Regions from separate parts of the Homo sapiens genome. Here region 2 is linked to region 1. A link is a contact called in ENCODE Hi-C or POLR2A ChIA-PET data. All regions are on one chromosome and are shown on one strand. Each heading gives the region's core, a stretch centred on a gene start or an enhancer-like site at or near the end of the contact. The rest is flanking DNA. Distances are from core to core; before and after follow the strand shown. Region 1 holds the start of LOC124906265 (a long non-coding RNA gene). Region 2 overlaps CD47 (CD47 molecule).

Region 1 (6,668 bases), core at 1,217-3,716:
TAAATATTAGCACTATTCCTTGCTTCCACAAAGGCGCTTTCTGCACTTGCTGGTAAAACACACAGTCCTCTGGGTATATGTTTTGTTTTCTCACATTTTGTAGATTCATGAGCACAGAGAAATATTTCTGCACTACAAGCAAAACACTAAAATATAGGCTGAAGTAGCAACAGTGGAAGGAGCCCTGGAGAATTGGGAAGCATGTACTCTACCCAAAGAGGACCTAAGCTGTGCAACTCCAGCTCACCGTTCAGGGAGGGGAGTAATGTGGGCCCAGTGTAGCCAGAACCTCTACTTCTTTATTTAAAAGAAGCTGGAAATCCAGATTTTTAAAAACGTAGAGTCTCCTGCTTTTGCTGTTTTTCTTTTTCTTCTTTTTCCCTTTTAATGGTGCACATGTATTTTTTAAAACTTTGTGCACACGAAATAAAACCCACCTCCTGGTGGCCTGTCTGCCTCTTACCTTCCACATACCACACTGAATTTTGAAGGGTTCTCGCTGAATTGCTCCAAATCTGACATTCTGGGTAACCCTCCTCATGCAGCTGGGAGCCTTTGGAATCTTCACAACCAGGAGGGCTGTGTCTTTGACCTTGATTTAGGCCTTGTGTCTTCAGGGCATGCCAAGGGGCCGGTGCAGGCTGGACAGAGGTGTGATCTCCTTTTCTCAGCATAATTTCCTTCCTGGGGTCTTCATATCGCCCTGAGGCAGGAGCTGGGGTGCTGGCTCCTTCTGAAGGTCGCTTTTCTGGCCTTTGCCTGGGTGGAGATTAGAGAAGAAAGGTGATCCTGGAAACCTGACCAGCTTCCCGAGAGAGATGATAGGAGAATAGCGCTGGGTGAGCCATTGAGACATCTGGGCCAAGTCCTTCATTTTACAGACAAACAAGCTGAGATGCAGGAAGCCACAGCATCTTATCTGGGTCCCCAGTTCATCAGCAACAGCTAAGGGGTGAGATCCCATGTTTCCCACCCCACCACCCGATGCTTCATCCACTGTGCTTTTTGGCCTCTGCCTCCACCAAGTACACTCAGCCCCTCCCAGCCATCTCTGGAGTTTAGTTGGGATTTGAACTGACTGAATGATGGGACTTTAGTACTAAGCCTGGGGACCTAGGCAAGGCCAGAGGAAAAGCTGACGAAGGGAGAGGAAGAATCAGAAACACTCATTTTCCTCTGGCTGTGAGCAGAATTCACCTGAGATGCACCCGGAAACGGGTCTGTTGCTTATTTTGTCACCAGGGTCTGGGGTTGCCCATGTCCACAGAGCCTATCAGGTCATGAGGGACAGACCTAGCAGTAGCATTTCCATGGCTCTCTACCAATTTTCACTGGTCCGTTGCTTGATATTCAAATGAGCACCTTTCTCACTGCCAGTGAAGGGGCTGCTCCCCTGTGGAAGGTATCCTGACAGGGAAAGCTTGGCTTAAAGAATTGCTTGTCCTGTGATTTCTGACCTATGATTTGCTATTTAATCCTAAGTAGCTATTTTTTTAATCAAAAGTTTCAAGTTTCTCCCAACACCACCCTTTAAAAAAAAACTGTTAAGAAATGGGGAAATGTGTGGATTTAATTTTTTTTGTTTTCCTGCTTATGACTGGGGGGGAAGAATGTATAACATTTGTTGAGCTTCTAGTTATATTCTGCTAGGCCCTTTTATATACATTATTTTATGTAGTCCTCAAAACATTTCCAGAGCCAGGCATGGTGGCTCACACCTGTAATGCCAGCAGTTTGGGAGGCCAAGGCAGGAGGATTGCTAGAGCCCAGGAGTTTGAGGCCAGCATGGGCTACATAGTAAAACCCGGTCTCTATGTCTCTGCAAAAAGTTTTAAAAAAATTAGCCAGTGTGCTGGTGCATGCCTGTAGTCCCAGCTACTTGGGAGGCTGAGGCAGGAGGATTGCTTGAGCCCAAGAGATCAAGGCTGCAGTAAGTCGTGATCATGCTATTGCCCTCCAGCCTTGGTGACACAGCACTACCCTGTTTTAGGAAAAAAAATTCAGGATGTATGTATTACTATTTTAAAAAATGTCCTATGTAATAAATGAGGGGATCAAGGTTCAGAGAAAGTAAGAAATTTACTAAATTTATATACCCCATCTTGGAGGGACTGTGTCTGATCCTGACTGTATTCTTCGGCCTTGCATAGCGCCCAGCACAGAAGAAATGCTCAATAAATAGCTTCTGATAATGTTATTTCCAGGGTAAGAGAGCCAGTAAATGATGAGCCTTTCATGAAAGATTTAAAAAAAAAACACACCAAAAAAACCTTGTGAGATGAAGAAAAGAAAGACATTTGCATCAGTAATAGTGAAAGAAGAAATTACTTTGATTTGTAGACCATCGCATCTTTCTTTCAAGGATTTGGCTTTATTTGGCGTGGTATCTCACTTGTCTTTTCACCAGTCCTGGCAACATTCCTGACAAGTGAGAGGAAGTGAGACAAGAAATGATACAGTAAGGGCCAAGTACGCAACTCCAGGGCCAGGCATAGTCATTGCCTGCTTGGGCCCCACTTCCTTCCTGCACCCCCGGGGTCATCAAAGCACACTCTCTCTTCAGATTCCTCTGGAGACAGGGGTTTCTGCCTCTTACCCCATCCCCTTCACCTGGGAGAGAACTGTCACTAAACTCAGCAAGGAAGACTTTCTCACCTTGGGTTTTCAGTTAATGGGGGTAGACACAAAACAACTAAGGACATTGACTGCGGTAAGGTATTTAGACAAAGCAGGTAGAAACAACCCCTGACCCCCAATCTATCTTCCCCACATCTGACCTTTAATGTGTACTAAACAAATTTAGTTGAAAAGAAGCAAAACCTTAAGTAAACATTTTGCTGCACATTTATGTATTGCTTTTATTGTCAGAAAAAAAATAACACCACATTGATACTTTTAGCTATAGTTCTAGATACAAGCTTTGCTTATATTAACCCAAAATGGTATGTTTGCATCAGAATCACAGAGTAAGAGTTATAGAAGTGGCTTTACAGTCACAATTCTTCTAGAAGATTTCTGTACTCCAACTGGAGATCTATAGACCTGTCCACTGCAGGGCAATGGGAAGTTTGCATGAGACTCCTAAACACACACCCCTACCGCTACCCATCTTGAAAGCTTGTGTGAGACACAGAAGTCTTGATTAAATGCAGATGACAGTGTCCTGAGTTGATTTTTCTCATTTAACATTAGACTGTCTTGATTTAAGTAGCTCAGTAAGAAGTGAGACATAATTGGGTCTTGCTTTTAATTAAACATAGACATATATTTATTTATTTACTAGTACCATTGAGATACTGCTTAATTTTCATTAATGCTGTTGACTTTTTCTCTCCTTAGAACAACATTCTTGTTAATCGTGCGGCTGCAATTAGTTGTCCTGTGTTTATCTTTCCGGCTCCACAGCTAATTCCAGCGTAGAACCAATTTATTTATAGTTTTCACTGCTCAGAACATCCTACCCACTGAAAATTCACTGATAATGCCATAACTCAGAGTGTCCTTTTATTTCTGGGTGGAAGGAAGCAAGGGATTGGTTTGGAGGCAGAAGCGAGAGGGAGGTATCAATAAGATCCTCTTCATTCGGTAGCATAGAACGGCAATGTTCCTAATGAAGGACACAAACATACGCTTTCTGATAGAATCATGATGCTGGTTTTGGCTCTCTGCATCACTTTCAGTTCCCTCAGAGGCAGACCACAGCCTAAGAAAGAACTCTAGTATAGTTATTACATTCCTAAACACCAAACAAACATAAACAGGGAAGCATCTTTTAGTGGAATGTGACATGCTGATTCACCACACCTCTGGCCAAGTTGGGAGTCAGGAGCTAAACTGCCCACATATTAGGACAGTTTAGGTTCCCTTTCTATGGAAAATGTATACTTCTGTAAGCATTAAAGGCTTAATAGAAAACCATGCCTTAAAATGGACTTGGGGCCTTTAATCAGGCTCTCTTAAAGCAAGTTTCTGCGCTCCACTCGAAGGACTTAGGCCAGTTAGCCTCGCGTGGTGTTTTATTCCTGCTTGAACTGGGCACCATCCGTGGCCATATGAGTAGGTGGAGAAGAGGTAAATAGAAGCCACTTCCAATTCACAGCATGTCACCAGCTGCCTTTTCTGCGTTCCGCAGCCACTCAGGAGGACTGATGGAACAAGGACTCTAATCATTTTAGAGAAGAGAGCAGGCTGATTACAGTATAAACCTAAGCCTTTCAAAACCCCCGACTGAAATACTTCCATTTGCTAAATAATATTTACTAGGCCTCAATATTTTCAACAACCATCTTCACTCCCAAATACTTGGATTTAGTTTCTGCTGGTTATTAGCCTAAAGACAGCTCTAAGTTCTTAATCATATTCTTTCTGGTGTGATTGGAGAGCCTGCTCTTAACATATTTTCAGAGGTCTTGAGAATCTGTCACTGACGTGAATAAATAAATGAATGAGCTGAGTGATGTTGGCAGGAGGCACGGGGTCCCAAAGCCTCTGTGTGTGCTACAGGAGTGGGATCCTTTCCTTCCACCTTCTTTGCATTCCAGGAAAGGGCAAATAGGATTACCCAATGCCAAATGTCACCTTCTGTCCTCTGCTTTCATTAAGGAACCGGAGGGTGGCCTAACATGAATATTGTGCTTGGAATGAACATGTCTGCAACTTAGCTGCACTTGTTATATTATTTTATATTCTTAGTCATTTTGTGTCCTGTTTGCTTCTTTGCCAATAACCCAGCATAGGAAAATACATATTCCAGCATATGTTATGTTCATCGCTAGACTGTGTCATGGTAAGCTTTTTCCACCTTGGCCAAAGTATAATAAGAGGAAAAAGATAAACAGCTTACACATATTGAGAACTTACATTGAGCCAGGCACCATGCTACCCACCTGACATGCTTTCTCTCATTTAATCTCCATTTTACACATGAAGACATTGAGGCACAGAGAAGTCAGGTTACGTGCACAAGGTCACACAGGTGGGGAAGTGCAGGCTGGGGCACTCGGCTCTGTGCACATTGCCTCTCTTCTAAGTGCCTGCACTGACAGCCAATGCTTTTCATCAGGTGCTCAGAAGAGATGAAACCTAGGAGCACAGGAAGCACCTCTACTCCATGGAAAAAGAAGCAATTATCAGAAAACATCGAAGCTTCTGTGGCTGTCTTTCAAGGGCAAGAATAAATGCGGTGAACTATCCTTGAAGGCACTAATAACTGGGCTGCTGAACACCACCACGGCGATTATTGTTTTCCGGGCTGACACTCGGCCGGTTTTTTCTCCTTTTTACTTTCAGGCTAATAATTAGATTTAAATCCGTGACAGGACTCTAACCATCACCTCAGGGGGTTCTAGATTTCTTTACTATTGCTTGCAAAGATTTCATTTTAAAAAAGCCCTTTGAAACTATAAGTAAGTTACACTAGCAACAGCTTTTAAAAAAATCTATTATCTTATTGAGTCTTTTGAAGAACATATGCTGCTCTCTCCCTCCTAACCTTGAGAGACCAACCCTTATTTTTATCTCCAATTTGAAGAATAAAAAATGCCCAGGAGGACGAGTGAAGGCAGAGTCATAAAATGTGGTTTTCACCAGCACTGATGTCACTGCCAGGTTGATTTGGACAGCCCTCGGAATGTGTTGAATCAGGAATTTCGTTTCGTTTTTTGATTACAAAAATTTTTTCCTATGTATAGTGAAAATTATTACGGTGGCTTTGCTTCTCAGGGGTTGAGGAGAAAGAACTGTTCTTTATATGAGTAAATGACGCTCTTGACCTCTGTGGCAGGTTGCTTTGAGCAAGGCAGTTAGAGGCGAGGTTTCGCAGAGCGCATTTTACCCACCACAGCCCTGCTCTCCTCGGATGCCCATGCCGATGGGCGAGTGCACTCACCTGGCTGTGACCGTGGAACGCCGCTTTTCTCAGTGTGAAGACACCTGGCCCAAACAGGGCACTTTAAACCCTTTGAGGAATAAGATGGAGTCATATAAATAAGTAACTGGCTCAGGTGAGGACCCACTGGCAACCTGGCCTCATTAGCACTGTTAAAGCAACAGAGTCGTCTCCCTGGAGGCTCTGTCACACACGAAACATCTGTTCTGGGGCCTTTCTGTCACCTTATGACTGCTCTGGAGAATCCCAGTTGCTTCTGAGGAGAAGACAGAGAGCCTGTTGGTCTCCGTACTGAGTCTGATCTATCCACACAATAAAGAAAAACAATTCTACCCAGAGGCCCTAGGATAAGCTGTGGGAAACTAGTCCAGCCAAGCCCTTCAGCGAAGGTTTTTCTGGAAGAATGTATTTAATACTTTTCCAGAGATATAAAAAGAATACAAGAATATTTAATTTTACTTGGCTGGGCGCGGTGGCTTACGCCTGTAATCCCAGCACTTTGGGAGGCCCAGGCAGGTGGATCACCTGAGGTCAGGAGTTCAAGACCAGCCTGGCCAACATGGTGAAACCCTGTCTCTACTAAAAATGCAAAAATTAGCCGGGCATGGTGGCAGGCACCTGTAATCCCAGCTACTCAGGAGGCTGAGGCAGGAGAATCGCTTGAACCTGGGAGGCAGAGGTTGCAGTGAGCTGAGATCCTGCTATTGCACTCCAGCCTGGGGGACAAGAGTGAGATTTCATCTCAAAAAAAATAAATAAATAAAAAATAAATTTAATTTTA
Region 2 (6,668 bases), core at 2,945-5,444, 36 kb after region 1:
ATGTTTATGGTCTTGCGGTTTTGTGCGAAGCCAGTATTGCCTGTATAAAACAAAGTTACAAAGGCAAAGAAAGAACAGATAGGCCTATCTCAAAGAATTTCAAAATGTTAGCCAGTTCTTTACATACAGTTGGACCTTAATCCTGCAGGAACTGGAGGACTAGGTGGACAGCACTTAAAATGATATCAGAGTGAGAAAGAAGAATCCTGAAAATCAGCCAGGAACTTAATTGTCAGTAGAGTGGCAAACTGTGAGTTGGTGTAGTTTTCAGAACACAAACAAAGCGTCTGAAATTCAATACTATCAGTTAAGCCTTGGTGTTTGATTCTAGCAATCTCTGAGCTGTTTGCTAAGCATAGAGATTCTGCTTAAAAGTTCCTAAGTTAAAGCTAAGCTAAAGGTGAAGGTATTTAGGAACATTTCCCTGTAAGAGGCCTTTATCTTTGAAACGTGGTCCAGGGCTCACCAAGTGCTGGCTGGGCTCTGGGAGTTTAAGAGTCTTCTCAGGCTTCTTCCTCAGTAGGACCAATGGCATCCTGAGACATCTTTCAAGATACAGCTCTGGTATAAAGAAACTCTTTCTCCTCAGAGTGAGCAAATGAGGGCATAACCTGCTGTCTTTACTGAAAGTTTAGCCTGGTAAAGGTCCAGGTTTGTCTTGGACCACAAAGACTCACATGCAGAGCTGGAAAAACCACTGAGAGAAATCCCCTGTAGCCAAGTACAGACCATAAATGGTAATCAGGAAAAGTTAAGCAGAACTAGAAATCTATAAAATAAAAGTCATGGGTCTGAGTTATTATGAATGCTTTAGAAGATTTACCATACTGGATTCTAAAAAATATACATCTAAGCAGGTGGAGAATAGAGGTGCTTTCTATTTCTATTTGGTGGAATGCTCAGGCCATCAACAGAGGCACTAACAGAAAAGTTAGATTTGGATCCATGACTATCTCAAAGATGTGACAAGGCATGGGATGCACATACATTCGTGTCTCCCTGGCTTAAATGTGGGTGCTACAAAACCAGGGCAATATGCACATCACACCCACATTTCAGGCATGTAGCTTGGTGTCCAGCAATCAGTAGGCACCCTGTCACTAGGTATTTGCAGAATAAGTAAACAAATCAGGTCAACATTCTGCTCTCCTAATAAGTTTTAGCTACTCAGTATTATGTGCTTAGATATAGGTTCACCCTTCATGGAAATAAAATCCTCAAAATAAATGCAAAACGGGGAGGCAGTACAGTGCAGTGGTAAACAGTACTAGTTCAAATCCCAGTACTATCAGGAAACGGCTGGGTGATTGCGGGCAAATTGCCTAATCTATCTGTGCCTGTTTCTTATCTACAAAACGGGAATAACAACAGTGTCTATGCCCATAGAGTTTCTGGGAGAAATAAATGTCATTTCAGATATAGAGTACTTTGCACAGAACCTGTCAAGCAGAGCAAGAGCTCCACAAATGGTTAGCTACTATTATCATCAACACCTTTAAATGTGAGCGCAGGCTGGGTGAATCATGTATAGACATACCTCTTCCATGCACATACACACACATCTACCTGTTTCAAGATGAGCCAAAACAAAAAATTCCCACCAAAATATTTCTTTAGGTTTATAAGCACGTTCCTTAAAATATGACCAGTACAAAAAATATAAAAAAGAACATTCCACCTTACTAACACAAAAATTACAATTACAATAAGATGCTTTTTCACCCATCAAATTTGCAGAGATTTTAGCGTTATAATATCAGAATTATAACTGAGGTGAAAGACAGGTATTCTCATCTGCAATAGTAGTTGATACAAACGTTTCTGGAAAACATTTTGCCAGTATGTATCTAGAGTCTTAAAATATCTCTGCCAATTCCAGGCTTCATATCTTTAGCAGAGTTATTTTCATAGTATCAAAAAAATTGGAAACATCCTTAAAATCCATCAAGATGAGAGTTAAGTAAATTATAGTGCATCCACAAAAGTAGAACACAGGCAGCTATAACAAGATTTCTGAAGACATGGGGGAACATCAGAACGTACAAGCATATAAGCTGTACGAGTCCATTTATGGTTACCTTTTTTTAAAAAAAAGATAACAAAAATGAATAGAAAAAGACAGAAAGGGAAACAGGAAATTCACCAGAATATACCAATAGTTTATTTCTAGGTTTGGGGACTACAGATGAGTTTTTTTTTTTTTTTTTTAAATAACTCCCTACTTTGTACGAGGTGTTCTAAAGTGATATGTATGACTTTTTTAAGTCAGAAAAAATATTGTAAAGCTCATTTTGTAAAAATACAGCCAACAGTGAACAAACTCACTCCTGGTTCATTTCACTAAAAATAATGTCACCAATGATAACGTCTGGATCAGCAAACATCCATCAAGCCAAACTCAAAAAATCGCACTATGTGAAATAATTTCATGATCTTTGAAAAAGGCTGTTCCCTGCCCAAGTCATATGACTTAGCCCTTAAAGTCTGGCTCTGCCAATATGGTTAAAAGCTTTCCCTAATATCATTGATGCCAGAATAGGTCTTAATGCTACACCAGTCCTTTTCTTGACATAAAAAACTAAGAGATTATAAGAAAATTTCCAAAAGAAGTCTAGACACTATCTTGAAAGTAAAAGTTATAAAATGTCTTGACAGTTGCCACTGCCACCCCTTTCTTCCCCCTTTTTTCCTTTCAGACAAAAGTTGAGAACATTTCTGAAATCACTAAGCATTTCCAGAATGCCATACACTGAGAAAAGCGCTTAAAACATATAATCAATCAGTCATCTCCCTTCCATGTTTATACACCACCATAGATATAGACAGCTTAAACTGCTGAGTAAAAGTAAAATTCATAAAATATACAACAGGGCAATCCACTGCAATAGTTTACTAGCTTTTGTGTGTTTAAAGGTTGCAGAATAAATTAAATAAGCAGTATTTATTCCTTGCTTATATAAATGTTTACTGGTCTTCAGGATGCTACAAGGAAAGAAGGAATAAATCTTGTATTTAAAAAGCTTAAAAGTTTAGACTGTCACCTCAGAACTTCATTAATTTTGTAAATTTTCTTTACCAAAATATGAAAATATGGTTGATTAAACATTAACCGTAATGCATATTACCTATTTGCCTAGTAATGACAATTCTGTGTTGTTGAAGCTAAATCTAATGCAGCATCAAGATCTGCCTTCAGAAGTCTGGTTACGTTACTATTATAGGAAAGCAAGATCAAAGAACCTAACTCTCTGGTGGCTGCTTCTTTAGAGGCTGCAGAACTGCACGCAGAGGATGACAAAACATAGTTCCGACTGGACTTTTCCAAGGGTGAACACGTGTACACAGAGAAAATCAAACTGGGAAAATAAAAAGAGGGGAATCTAAATGCTCCAAAGTATAACGTCCTACCTTAAAACTAATGCAGGCTGTCACCACCTGTTTACCTAATAACATAATGTGTGTGTAGATGTTCTGTGAATATTAAAATGTGACATGAGTTTAAGGTGTTGGTACTAATATTCCTACTATTCATTCTTAAGAGATTAAAAAAACACCAAGTGAAAACAACCTTCTTAGGAATTAAAAGTGAACTGCAGCAAAATGTGGGCGACAACATATACTTCAAGGAGACTAGTAGTATTCAAATTACATACTCATATTTATCATAATAGCACTTTTCCTAGTACAACTTTAAATATTTCGCTGACAATGTCTCGTAGAAATAACTATATCATCACTGAAACATAAATGAAAAGTAGAAATAATACTTACTTTTAATACCAAACTGTCCCCAGAACAGGAGTATAGCAAAAATTGGGAAAATAACAATAAGAATATTTTCATTTGGAGAAAACCATGAAACTGGGGAAGAAGAAAACAAAAGTCACAATTAATATTTACTATAACACTTTAAATTCTGCTAATGGTCTATAATACATGCTTTATTATAGAGATGGAAAAAAATTAAAACTGTGGCCTTATTTTTACATGTATTTATTTATACATACACACATATACATAAAACAAATTACACATAATGTACTTATGTAAATTTTATTTATGAATAAAAACTACACTTACTTAAGCATTTCTCACATTTTTCTTATGTTTCACGGGAGGAGGTAGTGCAGTGCAGTGGCTGAGAACAAGGCTCTGTGGCCACACTGCCAGGGTTTGAACCCAACTCTAACTTAACACTCTATGGAACCGTGACCACGTGTCAACACCTCTTTGTTCTTTGGTGTCCTCAACTGTTACACTAGTATAACACAGTACATGTATCTTGAAGGACTGTTGTAACTATTAACAAAGTTAATAAACTACATGCAAAGGGCTTAAAACAAAGCTTAGCACTCACTAAGTACTCAGTTAACTAAAATAAGTATGTATTCATGTGTTGAGTGGCTGGGTGTGTAAAGTTCCAAGAATGTACCTTCAAGTAACAATGAAGTCTTCCTGTAAAGACAGACTCAGGGAACCTAAGCGAGGAAGATGCACCACTAGGTACTCTCTTCTCATTGTGGTTAAAATGGAGAGAGATGTGCCCGGTTGGTCTTTTCCCAAACTCACTCTGCAATTATCCATGCATAATTAGGCTTCAGAAGGACTGTTTATATGTAAAGTAAGATGAGTGGCTTTAGGATATTAACGAAGCTGTTATTAAGTTGGTCACATGTTACTTTTATCATAAAAATATATCCACATATCCTATATAAAGGAAATTAAGATATTAAGACTTCAAATAAGATTTGTGAGAACTTTTAAAAATTAAGTTTAATTGCATCTTATAAACCCCTAAGACCATAATTTTAGCTGTGAAGTTTCTGCTCTAACAATAAAGCCAAGTAAATGTACTGAAAGTATTCCGGAGTTTGCCTGTACAAGGGGCTGTGTGATTGGAAGAGTTCTTCTGAATACTGCCCTAAGCAAGCACTAGCATTCCTCTGAAATCAACACTTCTTTCAAATTCTACCACGCACTATCTCTCAGGTCACAGGTGAGGAATTTTCCAGCCTTTCACTCCATAATGATAGCCACATATTTCTTGTGTTAAGCTTATAATGCTATAATAAGTCCTGGTAAAATGCTTACATCAATCCCCAGAATATAACAACATCATAAACTCTGTTTTATAGATATTAGCTTTTCAGAATCTAGCATTTTCCTCTATATGTAGTAGAGACTCCATATGTTTGCTGTTGAGGGTTGCAATGGTCATAAGACAGTTTTGCGAGTGAATGGAAGACTTTTTTTTATGCTTCTTTGGTTGTGGATCTCTACTGAGAGATGTTTTTGGATACTCCAAATCAATACCTTTATTTCCAACTGTATAACTGAATATCTTCTTATGCCAAAGAAAAGTCACTTCAGTATAGCCTAAAACCCTACCAGGAAAAAATTTTGGAGATCATGCTTGGATTTTTGTATCTAATCCCCAATGGATTTGGTAAGGCTGTATGGTCTAATAGCCATGCTTAATTGATGTATTTTTCCTTACTTCCCCTGTGCTTTTGTTTTTAATTGTGTACCTCAACTCCTCAAATCCTCACAATTATGATGTGAGAAATTATTAACCCCTCCTTATAGTTGTAGAAACTGAGGAACAGTGAATTCAGGCTCTTCAGTTAATCTTAACTGTTCATGTTCCACAATGAATCCTGATATTTTCATCACCCCATCCCCCACTAAACTCCCCCTCTCATTTTCCTCATTTCAGTCGTGGTGACCCCATTTCTTCAGTTGCTTGAGGCTGAAAACCTTGGAGTTATACCTGACTCCCTGATTTCTCCCACATCCCACTCTAGTTAAACAGCAAATCCTGCTGACTCTACCTTCAAAATATAGCCAATATCTGATCTCATAGTCAAGATGAGCTGACAATGAAATGTTCTTTCATTGGTCCCTGCCCCTATACACAACAAAATTTTAGGATATATTAATAGAATATTAATATATTAATATTAATTTGAATATATTAACAAAAGTAAGAGGTGCATTCGATCCTGGTGTGACCACTCATTTTTCACTTATTCCACAAACACTTATTGAAAGCCCACCATGGGGAGGAACTCCTCTAGGCTCTTGAAGGCCAGCAGTGAACAATGCAGAGGACCCTGAGTGTGCAGAGTGGGAGAAGCTGAGGCAGTAAGGAAAGGCCTCTAGGGAGAGGAACGAAACTAAGCCTAGGATGGGAAGGAGCCTACATTGTGAAGACAGGGAGGAAGAGATGCCAAAGGAACGGCAACTTTGAGAAACCAAAGGATGGCCATTGTGACTGGAATTCAGTGATGAGATCAAATGGGAAGAGTTTGCTGGGGCAAGACCATGTAGAGTCTTAAAAGCTTGTTGGGAGAGTTTGGATTTTATTCTAAGAGCAATGACAAGCGGCTGGAAGGCTTTAAATAGGGAAGAAAAATAACCTGACTTATTTCAAATCTTCTTTGGCAGCCACATGGAGAATGGATTACAGGGAAGCAGGACCTGTCAGAAAGTTACAGCAGCAGTCATTTGGAAGGGAGAAGGGTGTGACCAACAAACGCAGTCCTGAGCTCAGTTTTACTCATCACATTTGAAGATCTAACAGGGAATTGCTCCAAAGGAAGATGACTAGAATGGGGATCCCGAAACCATGAGCAATGGCTAAAAGAACAGAGATTTTCATCACAGAG

Evidence for each region. Hi-C counts contacts between places; a loop is a spot of excess contacts on that map. ChIA-PET counts read pairs that join two places held with the same protein, here RNA polymerase II (POLR2A).
Region 2: POLR2A ChIA-PET joins it to region 1 with 13 read pairs in BJ. The contact joins two enhancer-like sites. A Hi-C loop is called at or near these places in 3 of 168 maps with a recorded cell type or tissue (B cell, naive thymus-derived CD4-positive, alpha-beta T cell and transverse colon). POLR2A ChIA-PET finds 5 or more read pairs at or near these places in 6 of 52 experiments (BJ, HEK293, Panc1 and 2 more).

The regions. Positions count from the first base shown.
Region 1 is chr3:108,033,470-108,040,137 of GRCh38, forward strand. LOC124906265 (a long non-coding RNA gene) reads right to left here and starts at 6,458. Exons shown (of 3, transcript XR_007095995.1): 1 at 5,888-6,458; 2 at 2,329-5,103; 3 at 1-759. Within about 2 kb of position 2,467, at least 2 of the 41 ENCODE cell types and tissues checked have a DNase peak (open chromatin) inside an H3K27ac peak, as active enhancers do.
Region 2 is chr3:108,067,322-108,073,989 of GRCh38, forward strand. It overlaps CD47 (CD47 molecule), which reads right to left. Exons shown (of 11, transcript NM_001777.4): 3 at 3,772-3,861. Among named protein-coding and RNA genes, the nearest start is that of CD47, 20 kb to the right of the region's middle. Within about 2 kb of position 4,195, at least 2 of the 41 ENCODE cell types and tissues checked have a DNase peak (open chromatin) inside an H3K27ac peak, as active enhancers do.